Regions from separate parts of the Mus musculus genome. Here region 1 is linked to region 2. The links are chromatin contacts, found by POLR2A ChIA-PET in ENCODE. All regions are on one chromosome and are shown on one strand. Each heading gives the region's core, a stretch centred on a gene start or an enhancer-like site at or near the end of the contact. The rest is flanking DNA. Distances are from core to core; before and after follow the strand shown.

Evidence for each region. ChIA-PET counts read pairs that join two places held with the same protein, here RNA polymerase II (POLR2A).
Region 1: POLR2A ChIA-PET joins it to region 2 with 11 read pairs in embryonic stem cell. The contact joins the promoter of Bub1 here to the promoter of Mtln in region 2. POLR2A ChIA-PET finds 5 or more read pairs at or near these places in 4 of 5 experiments (Patski and embryonic stem cell).

Annotation. Positions count from the first base shown.
Region 1 is chr2:127,829,358-127,834,858 of GRCm38, forward strand. It overlaps Bub1 (BUB1, mitotic checkpoint serine/threonine kinase), which reads right to left and starts at 2,502. Exons shown (of 25, transcript NM_009772.2): 1 at 2,363-2,502; 2 at 321-380; 3 at 81-219. The coding sequence starts at 2,388.
Region 2 is chr2:127,791,197-127,796,500 of GRCm38, forward strand. It overlaps Mtln (mitoregulin), which reads right to left and starts at 1,292. Exons shown (of 2, transcript NM_001384135.1): 1 at 938-1,292; 2 at 186-636. The coding sequence starts at 1,271. The coding sequence ends at 1,101.

The DNA of each region.
Region 1 (5,501 bases), core at 1,252-3,751, 39 kb after region 2:
AAAAAAAAAAAAAAAAAAAAAAGGGGAAAGGACCAGAAGTAAAACATTATATTTAGTTATCTACCTGAAATTATACTTACAAATTTTAAGCAATAATTGATGAATCTTGAATCATTGTGGTAGTTCTTCTTATGTAAAAATTCCTTCATTAAATGTTCTAATAATGTCATCAAGTATTCTTTATTGTCAGGAAAATTCTCTTCTACCCACTTTATAAAGCTAGAAAAAAATACGGATATTAGTTTTCCACGGATATTAGTTTTCCACAGGGTAAAATATGGTTCCTTTGTTTAAAGGAAAACAAACAAACATGCACTAACCTTTCCCATTCTCCAAGTGGGTCATTACCCGTGTAGCTTTGCATATGGGCTTCAAACATGCTAGAATAGAGAAGTACACACATGAAAGAAAGAATAATTCCTAGATGACAAAGATATATTTGATTCTACATTATGTTATCTATGTACTAGAGAATGGAAATCTTGACTTCAACAACCCAAATATCACATAAAAGAGCAATCATTCAGAAGTGTTCAAAAAGTCAGAAACAGTATTTGCTTCATAGTCTATCTAGATTAGTTGATCTCCAACGTCATTGTCTTATTTCTCAAGAGCACAGCTAAGTTAGAGGGTTAGACTAAGATCCAAAGAATGCCTCTCCTTTTGGTGTGATAGCCCCAGTAATTCAATTCGGAGTTTCCAGAGACTGTTGGCTTGAGTCCAAATCTAACATTGTCCCAAAGGAAGAGCCCATGATGACAATGCTCCCAGAGGACTTTGCTTCCCTTACTTCCATAGTACCTAACCACAGCTTAAGAAGTCAGGCAAACAAATCAGGGCCCAATGACCTCAGATGCTAGTGGGATAAACAAACACAAACATAAAAATAGTACCATGTTTCGTTAACTATTAAATAGAAAAGGGGGGCAAACTAAAGGAGTAAGAGTGGGCATATGTTATACTTAAGGACTTGTTAGCTAGCTACCACAGGCATGTTAGGGAAATCATACAGGCTGACAGAACTTGAGCAGAAAGAGTCAAATAAAGTGTGAAGAGAAGAGGTGGCAAGCTCTATCTGCATTTTAAATGTCTTCTTTGTTCCTTCACAAAAAGGAGCAGGGCTGGAACCATAAACAGTAATGAGTTCAGAAGTTACAGCAAGTAAGGGTGAGAATAGTATGTGTACAACTTTGGAGAGAGGATACATGGCAATTAACTGTATTCTCAGTATGCATCAAGTTGAGAAACAACCATAGGTTTTTAAACTGAGAAATGATAAGATTAGGAGAAAAAGAATTTAAAAGTAGTATTTTGGTAGATGACCAGAAAACTATATCTCAAAATATATTTCACTGGCAAACTGAAATGATCATTCAGAGAAACTGCAATGGTTTTCTCATAATTTAGTAGAGATTTTAGCAATTTATTTTTAAGTCAACGATTCTCACTTTTTCACTTTGGATTCATTTTGGATTCTTTTTAGCATGTTTGAAATGTCAGCACTACTTCTGTGTTTAGAAGTTCTTATTTAGCAAAATAAGAAATACAAATATTTGTCCAAGATAAACAAACATTGAATAGCCCCACACCAACCACACCTCCTGGGAAAATGGCTTAAACATCAAATCATTAAAATAAATTAGTCTTTAAAAATCAAAATACCTAGCTTCTATTTTAGAACGGGGAGGGGAAATCCTTAGTCGATCTGATCAAAAATTAAATTGCTTAACGCCAACAGATTTTGGATATCTTACTCTTAGAATACCTAAAGAACTGATGAAAATAAAATTGTATTTCTTGTAACATCCGATTTAACAGTTTTAAATGGCTTAACATCACAGGCTGAGTAAGTCACCTAAGCGCCCGCCCCCAGACCCCAAAACAAAAACAAATAACCAATCAGTGCCTGCAGGAAGCCTCAAATGACTTAATAGCAAGCATTCCCCCCCCCCCATAAAGTTCAGCTTTAATTTTTTTCTTACGTATCAGGCAATCGAGAAATAATAAATTCTTTCCTTAGTTGGGTGGCATTTTTATCAGACTTTGAAATTTTCTCCAAAAATCTCCACCACCACACAAGTTTGGGTTTTGAAGGCGGGGCGTCCCTCGCGTCTAGAGGAAGTTCCCCATGGAGAAGATACGTGACTTCAGAAGGTTCCGCAGACTGCCCAAATCCTCGGCACAAAACGGTAGCCGGCTGCAGCTTGCACGTCTACTCGAGTGACCCGGGGGCTACCGCCTTGGCTGAGGCCTGGTGCAGCGAACCCGCTGAGGAAGCGGCGCTGAGGAGAAAGCGCGCCTGAGGGACCCGGACTCTAACCGTCCCGACCGGCCCACCTCACCGCACCTGACCGACACTTACCGAAAGACATTTTCTAGGTTGTCCATGACGAGAAAAAACGCGCAGCGGCGAAATACCCCACCAGCCGCCGACCAAACTCCCCATCAGCCCCTAACCCCGAGTCTCGAAGGCCGCCGGCGATTCGAATTCCCCGCGCAGCCGCACTTGTGATGTCGAACGTGGGCAGCGCGCCTGACTATTGGTCTCCGCTGCGGGAGAGCTGGCCAATCGCTGCGGCCGTTGCTGGGAGACAAAGTCCCGCCTCCGTCCCCGCCCCCTCCGTCCCTAGCCCGCAGTTCTTTTCATTTGCCTTTTAGTGAGTCCTATGCTAGGTGCTGACTGAGCTAAGGTTTGTTTCCATTCTAGTGAGACACTAGCCATGTTTTGGCATAGAGTTATTATTATTACTTTTTAAAAAACGGTATAAATGGCAACTGGCTTACAGTATTACACTACCAGGCCGAACGTGACGATTCTGTGACTGAAACCCCTTTGAGTCCTCTTGGGTCTTGAGAGTCACTCACGAATTTTTGTCCTCTTTGCTTAACAGAAATGGCATAGCTGGTGAGCTGGCTCGGTGAATAAAAGCATCCACAAGGTGGAAGGAAAGAAAACCAACTTCCTCAAGTTGTCCTCTGATCTCCACATGCATGCCGTGGCACATACTCATATAACAAATGAGGAAACCACAATCATTATGTCTGGTTCACGAATGAAGACAAATAGCCATGTATATGTGTGTGTGTGTGTGTGTGTGTGTGTGTGTGTGTGTGTCCATCCAGAGTTTTATGGGATCCCATGCCTTTGGCCTCTGCCACACTTGGTTCACATAAAGGCACACCCACACGTATTTGTAAAATATTCATAGTAATTTTAAAGAGTCCGGAAGTCCAAGAATAAATATTTAACATGTTCATGTGCCCTGAGAGTGAGTTGAGAAATAATCTAGTCTTCCCTGCTTCTTGAGTTTTAATAACTTCCCACTTTGCCTCTCTAGGGTCACTTGACCAAAGCAAGTAGAACATAAAAGACTCATGCGATTACTACCTTCCTGTTTCTAAAGGTCCTGGGAGTTTTTCAGCTCCTTCAAGTTGATAAAAAAGATATTGCAGCTTCTGGACAGATAGACATTTTCTAACCTAGAGAAAAGAATTATGAGTGATTTCCCATTTGATTTCCTAGAATCATCTAACTAGAGGAACATTCCTGACATGTCTTTATAGCTGCACACGAAAATATTGTCTGTGGCCATGATATTGGCAGAATTGGTAAACACCACTAGAGGGAGTTCCAGGTTCTTGCATTCCTCGTAGATAGTAGCAAGCAAAGTAGATTAAGAATACACTTCCAATGTTTGGCTGCTAACATCTGCCTCTATTTGTAAGGCTCTGGCAAGGCCTCTCAGGAGACAGACATATCAGGCTCCTTTCAGCATGCACTTCTTGGCATCCACAATAGTATCTGGGTTTGATAATTGTATATGGGATAAATTCCCAGGTGGGACAGTCTCTGGGTGGCCTTTCCTTTAGGCTCTGCTCTACACTTTATCTCCATATTTGCTCCTATGAGTATTTTGTTCTCCAAGAAGGACCGAAGCACCCACTCTTTGGTCTTCCTTCTTGAGCTTCATGTGGTCTGTGAATTGAATCCTGGTTATTTTAGGGCTTGTATCCACTTATCAGTGAGTGCATACCATGTGTTTTCTTTTGCGGTTGGGTTACCTCACTCAGCATGATATTTTCTAGTTCTATCCATTTGCCTTAGAACTTCATAAATTCATCGGTTTTTGTTGTTGTTGTTGTTTGTTTGTTTGTTGTTTTTTTCGAGACAAGGTTTCTCTGTTAGTCTTGGCTGTCCTGGAACTCACTCTGTAGACCAGGCTGACCTCGAACTCAGAGATCTGCCTGCCTCTTCCTCCCAAGTGCTGGGATTAAAGGCGTGCACCACCACGCCTGGCAAATTCATCATTTTTAATAGTTGAGTAGTACTCCATTGTGTAAATGTATCACATTTTCTGTATCCATTCCTCTGTTGAGGGACATCTGGATTCTTTCCAGCTTCTGGCTATTATAAATAAGGCTGCTATGAACATAGTGGAGCGTGTGTCCTTATTTCATGTTGGAGCATCTTTGGGTATATGCCCAGGAGTAGGATAGCTGGGTCCTCAGGTAATAGCTGGGTACATAATGGCAGCATTCGTTAATAATGCCCTCAAGTCAGTCCTGTAGTGTGTAGCTCAGTTATCTGAGCCCTGGATAGGGTGTTCAGGAGGCTACTGAGAGGCATGTGCCCTTGGGCAAGTCATTAAACATTGTTGGTTATTCATTTGTAGAAGCAGCTTAAAGGAAACCTGAGCACAAATGCCCAAGATTATGCTGTAACTCACCATAAGCCACTGCATGTGGAATGCCCTATAAATGCTTTGCTGAGGAGGAGGTGAGTCTGTTGCTCTTCCCAGGGCCAGGTGCAGTGTGCAGAGAGAAGCCAGAAACAATTTTTAGAGACTTTCTCTTGTACTGAAGACCTTGTACAGCTCTTGGGGACGAATTCAGATTCCCTCTCCAGTCTACTGCAGACCAGTTCATAATTTTCAGAGGCTAATCACTGTTGGCTTCGTTCATTCCATTTTTTCTGGTCTATGTCTAGTGGCCAGTCTCTTGCCTTGGGGCGGGTACGTCTTTGTAGGGCTGTCTAGAGGCTCCTCAGGGCTGTGGAGAGGGCAGCATCTTTGGTCTACTGTGCTGCCTGTTAGGCTGAAGGCTTTGGGAGGAAAGGAAAGGACTGGGAGACTTTGAAGAGGCAGAGGAGGCAGCAGTCAAACCCCTCAGGAGGCTGCTGAATGGGGTGGGGGAGTAGGCACCTCCCTCCATATTAGATCTATGTAGTCATATCAGCAATGTAGCCTCACAGAGGTTCCTGCCACACACCTTCTCCACTGCATTTGGTTGGTCAGGAGTAGTTATCTTTCCTACACTAAGCCAGTCAAAGTTGTACTAGAATTGCTGTAACTTGAAATAAAGGGGAAACAAAGGTAGTTTTTTATGGTTGGAGCTGAGAACAGTGAGGCTGGGGGCTTGTTGGCCTCTGTTGTTCTTACTTCCAGGTGGGCTTTGGTCTGCCTTGAGAATGGAGAAAGAGAACTGCCCTGAGAATGGAGAAA
Region 2 (5,304 bases), core at 42-2,541:
AGGATGGCTCTCTGAAAACTGGCGTTTCAGCCCTTGCTGGATTCATAGAATAAGATCTAAGTCACATATAAGGCTCAATAATCCTAGGAAAATGGGCCATGGTGTTTCCCTGGAGAACAAACTGATTTTCTTAAAAATGTAGACAATGCGTCAGAAATACATCTTATAAATAACCAAGGCTTTGGTCACTTGATAGGACTGGCATTTATCTTTAAGCTTACTCAACAGTTTCTCTTTCACATATATATTCCGTTATATCACATGCATTATTTTTTTTAATTTTAGTTTTTTTACTCTCTACATTCTTCAAAGTGCAAATATCTTGCATTTGTAATGCTTAATTCAGGCATTTGACACAGCTCCTAGGTTTTCTGAATATGTCTAGAAAAATGACTCATAATGGTCCGTTGATCAGATCTGCCTCCAGGCTGTACCAAGGTGAGATTCCATCAGAAAGTCTCTGCTTTCAGGCTCCAAATCTCTTACTGCAGCAAACTGAATGGTAGGCAAAAATACTGCTTTCTTTTGTGAGGAGGAAAAAGATTCAAAGATGTTTAATTTTTTATTTTAAAAATAGATTCATAAAGTGCAAGAAATTATTTCTCTCCAGTGCTTTTTATTTTCATCTTCGACAAGCTGTTGAAAAACAGTAAGAAAAAAAAATCAGTAACACAGTAGTATCTTTAACTTCAAATTTCTGTACTGTGATCGCAAACCATGAACTAAGAGAAGAAAACTATAGGACTGAAGAATAACTATGATGAAACGCAAAGCTCCTGCCATCCACGTTAAAAAGCCACTGTGGACCCTATGAATGTGGAGGCTGGGCGTGAAATGACTCCCTCCCCCATTTCGAAGTTAAATGTTAAGGTGTAACTGCATCGCACGTGGTAAAACATTCCCATTAAATACCCTCAGCAAACTGAGCTGTTAATACCTGAAAGTAAGTTGTTAGAGAAGACAAAACTATTTTCTTTCTGAAGCAAGCCATGTTCTTGCAAGCCGTGCAAGGACGACTCCTGGGTCGCGCGGCTCCCACGATCCGGGCTGCGTTGGGCTTAGGGAGTGAGAACCCGGCGGACTCGGGCTGCAGCGCGTGCTCAGGCCAGGTCCAGCTTTTTCTGAGTCGTTGCCAGCTTGTCCTGCAGCCTCCGCTTCCTCCAGTCTAGGTAACGCCTCCGCAGCCGATTCGCTTGCCAGCCCAGGACCACTCCAGAGGCGAAAGCCACTAGCACGGACACCTGCAGCGTCCTCTCAGACACGTCCGCCATTGCAACCACTCAGCACAAAGTAGAGTGAGCTACGGATTGGCGCAAGGATCAGATGCCACAGCGCTCGCTTGAGGCCCGCTCTGAGTCTGCGCGAGGAAAGGACAGGAAAGGAAGCAGAGTTCCCTGACTCTTAGATCAGGAGTCTTAACTGTGATGTGAGATGGTCTTGGTTTCTGATGGGCTCCGCGTTTCTTCTACATTTCTTGTTTGACATTAGTCAGATATTCACTTGCATCATACCCGAAGTGTTATCTACTATTGTTCGTTTTTGTTTTGTTTTGTTTCTTTCTTTTTGGTTTTTCGAGACAGGGTTTCTCTGTATAGCCCTGGCTGTCCTGGAACTCACTTTGTAGACCAGGCTGGCCTCGAACTCAGAAATCCGCCTGCCTCTGCCTCCCAAGTGCTGGAACGCCTGCGCCACCACGCCCGGCTTTGTTCGTTTTTCTTATCTAAGCTTTCTGGTAACTCGATTTTAAAATAAACAAATAGAGAAAAAAACTTAATAACACTTAAAAAGAACAAATTTAGATGAAATGGTCTTTAATACGTTTTCTCTTACCCCAGTATACAGGGTATTTTAATATATAATCTTCCAAGTTACTAGTGTCAATGCAATAGCCACAGCTCTCATCAATGGAATAAAAAGTGGACATTGTCAGACCAATGACCTTTAAGTACTTAAAAAAGAGAAGCAGCAGCGGTCGCCATCTTGGTCTGAGACCCGCCGAACTTAGGAAATTAGTCTGAACAGGTGAGAGGGTGCGCCAGAGAACCTGACAGCTTCTAGAACAGGCGGAAGCACAGAGGCGCTGAGGCAGCACCCTGTGTGGGCCGGGGACAGCCGGCCACCTTCCGGACCGGAGGACAGGTGCCCACCCGGCTGGGGAGGCGACCTAAGCCACAGCAGCAGCGGTCGCCATCTTGGTCCGGGACCCGCCGAACTTAGGAAATTAGTCTGAACAGGTGAGAGGGTGCGCCAGAGAACCTGACAGCTTCTAGAACAGGCGGAAGCACAGAGGCGCTGAGGCAGCACCCTTTGTGGGCCGGGGACAGCCGGCCACCGTCCGGACCGGAGGACAGGTGCCCGCCCGGCTGGGGAGGCGGCCTAAGCCACAGCAGCAGCGGTCGCCATCTTGGTCCGGGACCCGCCGAACTTAGGAAATTAGTCTGAACAGGTGAGAGGGTGCGCCAGAGAACCTGACAGCCTCTGGAACAGGCAGAAGCACAGAGGGGCTGAGGCAGCACCCTGTGTGGGCCGGGGACAGCCAGCCACCTTCCGGACCGGAGGACAGGTGCCCGCCCGGCTGGGGAGGCGACCTAAGCCACAGCAGCAGCGGTCGCCATCTTGGTCCGGGACCCGCCGAACTTAGGAAATTAGTCTGAACAGGTGAGAGGGTGCGCCAGAGAACCTGACAGCTTCTGGAACAGGCGGAAGCACAGAGGCGCTGAGGCAGCACCCTTTGTGGGCCGGGGACAGCCGGCCACCGTCCGGACCGGAGGACAGGTGCCCGCCCGGCTGGGGAGGCGGCCTAAGCCACAGCAGCAGCGGTCGCCATCTTGGTCCCGGGACTCCAAGGAACTTAGGAATTTAGTCTGCTTAGGTGAGAGTCTGTACCACCTGGGAACTGCCAAAGCAACACAGTGTCTGAGAAAGGTCCTGTTTTGGGCCTTCTTCTTCGGCCAGGAGGAGGTCCAAATACAAGATATCTGCGCACCTTCCCTGTAAGAGAGCTTGCCAGCAGAGAGTGCTCTGAGCACTGAAACTCAGAGGAGAGAATCTGTCTCCCAGGTCTGCTGATAGACGGTAACAGAATCACCAGAAGAACAATCTCTAAACAGAGTCAACTATAACTACTAACTCCAGAGATTACCAGATGGCGAAAGGTAAACGGAGGAATCTTACTAACAGGAACCAAGACCACTCACCATCACCAGAACCCAGCACACCCACTTCGCCCAGTCCAGGGAACCCCAACACACCCGAGAACCTAGACCTAGATTTAAAAGCATATCTCATGATGATGGTAGAGGACATCAAGAAGGACTTTAATAAATCACTTAAAGAAATACAGGAGAACACTGCTAAAGAGTTACAAGTCCTTAAAGAAAAACAGGAAAACACAATCAAACAGGTAGAAGTCCTTACAGAAAAAGAGGAAAAAACATACAAACAGGTGATGGAAATGAACAAAACCATACTAGACCTAAAAAGGGAAGTAGACACAATAAAGAAAACTCAAAGCGAGGCAACACTAGAGATAGAAACCCTAGGAAAGAAATCTGGAACCATAGATTTGAGCATCAGCAACAGAATACAAGAGATGGAAGAGAGAATCTCAGGTGCAGAAGATTCCATAGAGAACATTGGCACAACAATCAAAGAAAATGGAAAATGCAAAAAGATCCTAACTCAAAATATCCAGGAAATCCAGGACACAATAAGAAGACCAAACGTACGGATAATAGGAGTGGATGAGAATGAAGATTTTCAACTCAAAGGTCCAGCAAACATCTTCAACAAAATTATTGAAGAAAACTTCCCAAATCTAAAGAATGAGATGCATATGAACATACAAGAAGCCTACAGAACTCCAAATAGACTGGACCAGAAAAGAAATTCCTCCCGACACATAATAATCAGAACATCAAATGCACTAAATAAAGATAGAATACTAAAAGCAGTAAGGGAAAAAGGTCAAGTAACATATAAAGGCAAGCCTATCAGAATTACACCAGATTTTTCACCAGAGACTATGAAAGCCAGAAGAGCCTGGACAGATGTTATACAGACACTAAGAGAACACAAACTGCAGCCCAGGCTACTATACCCAGCCAAACTCTCAATTATCATAGAGGGAGAAACCAAAGTATTCCACGACAAAACCAAATTCACGCATTATCTCTCCACGAATCCAGCCCTTCAAAGGATAATAACAGAAAAAAACCAATACAAGAACGGGAACAACGCCCTAGAAAAAACAAGAAGGTAATCCCTCAACAAACCTAAAAGAAGACAGCCACAAGAACAGAATGCCACCTTTAACAACTAAAATAACAGGAAGCAACAATTACTTTTCCTTAATATCTCTTAACATCAATGGTCTCAACTCGCCAATAAAAAGACATAGACTAACAAACTGGCTACACAAACAAGACCCAACATTTTGCTGCTTACAGGAAACTCATCTCAGAGAAAAAGATAGACACTACCTCAGAATGAAAGGCTGGAAAACAATTTTCCAAGCAAATGGTATGAAGAAACAAGCAGGAGTAGCCATCCTAATATCTGATAAGATTGACTTCCAACCCAAAGTCATCAAAAAAGACAAGGAGGGACACTTCATTCTCATCAAAGGTAAAATCCTCCAAGAGGAACTCTCAATTCTGAATATCTATGCTCCAAATACAAGAGCAGCCACATTCACTAAAGAAACTTTAGTAAAGCTCAAAGCACACATTGCACCTCACACAATAATAGTGGGAGACTTCAACACACCACTTTCACCAATGGACAGATCATGGAAACAGAAACTAAGCAGGGACACACTGAAACTAACAGAAGTGATGAAACAAATGGATCTGACAGATATCTACAGAACATTTTATCCTAAAACAAAAGGATATACCTTCTTCTCAGCACCTCATGGTACCTTCTCCAAAATTGACCACATAATAGGTCACAAATCAGGCCTCAACAGATTCAAAAATATTGAAATTGTCCCATGTATCCTATCAGATCACCATGCACTAAGGCTGATCTTCAATAACAAAATAAATAACAGAAAGCCAACATTCACATGGAAACTGAACACTCTTCTCAATGATACCTTGGTCAAGGAAGGAATAAAGAAAGAAATTAAAGACTTTTTAGAGTTTAATGAAAATGAAGCCACAACGTACCCAAACCTTTGGGACACAATGAAAGCATTTCTATGAGGGAAACTCATAGCTATGAGTGCCTTCAAGAAAAAACGGGAGAGAGCACATACTAGCAGCTTGACAACACATCTAAAAGCTCTAGAAAAAAAGGAAG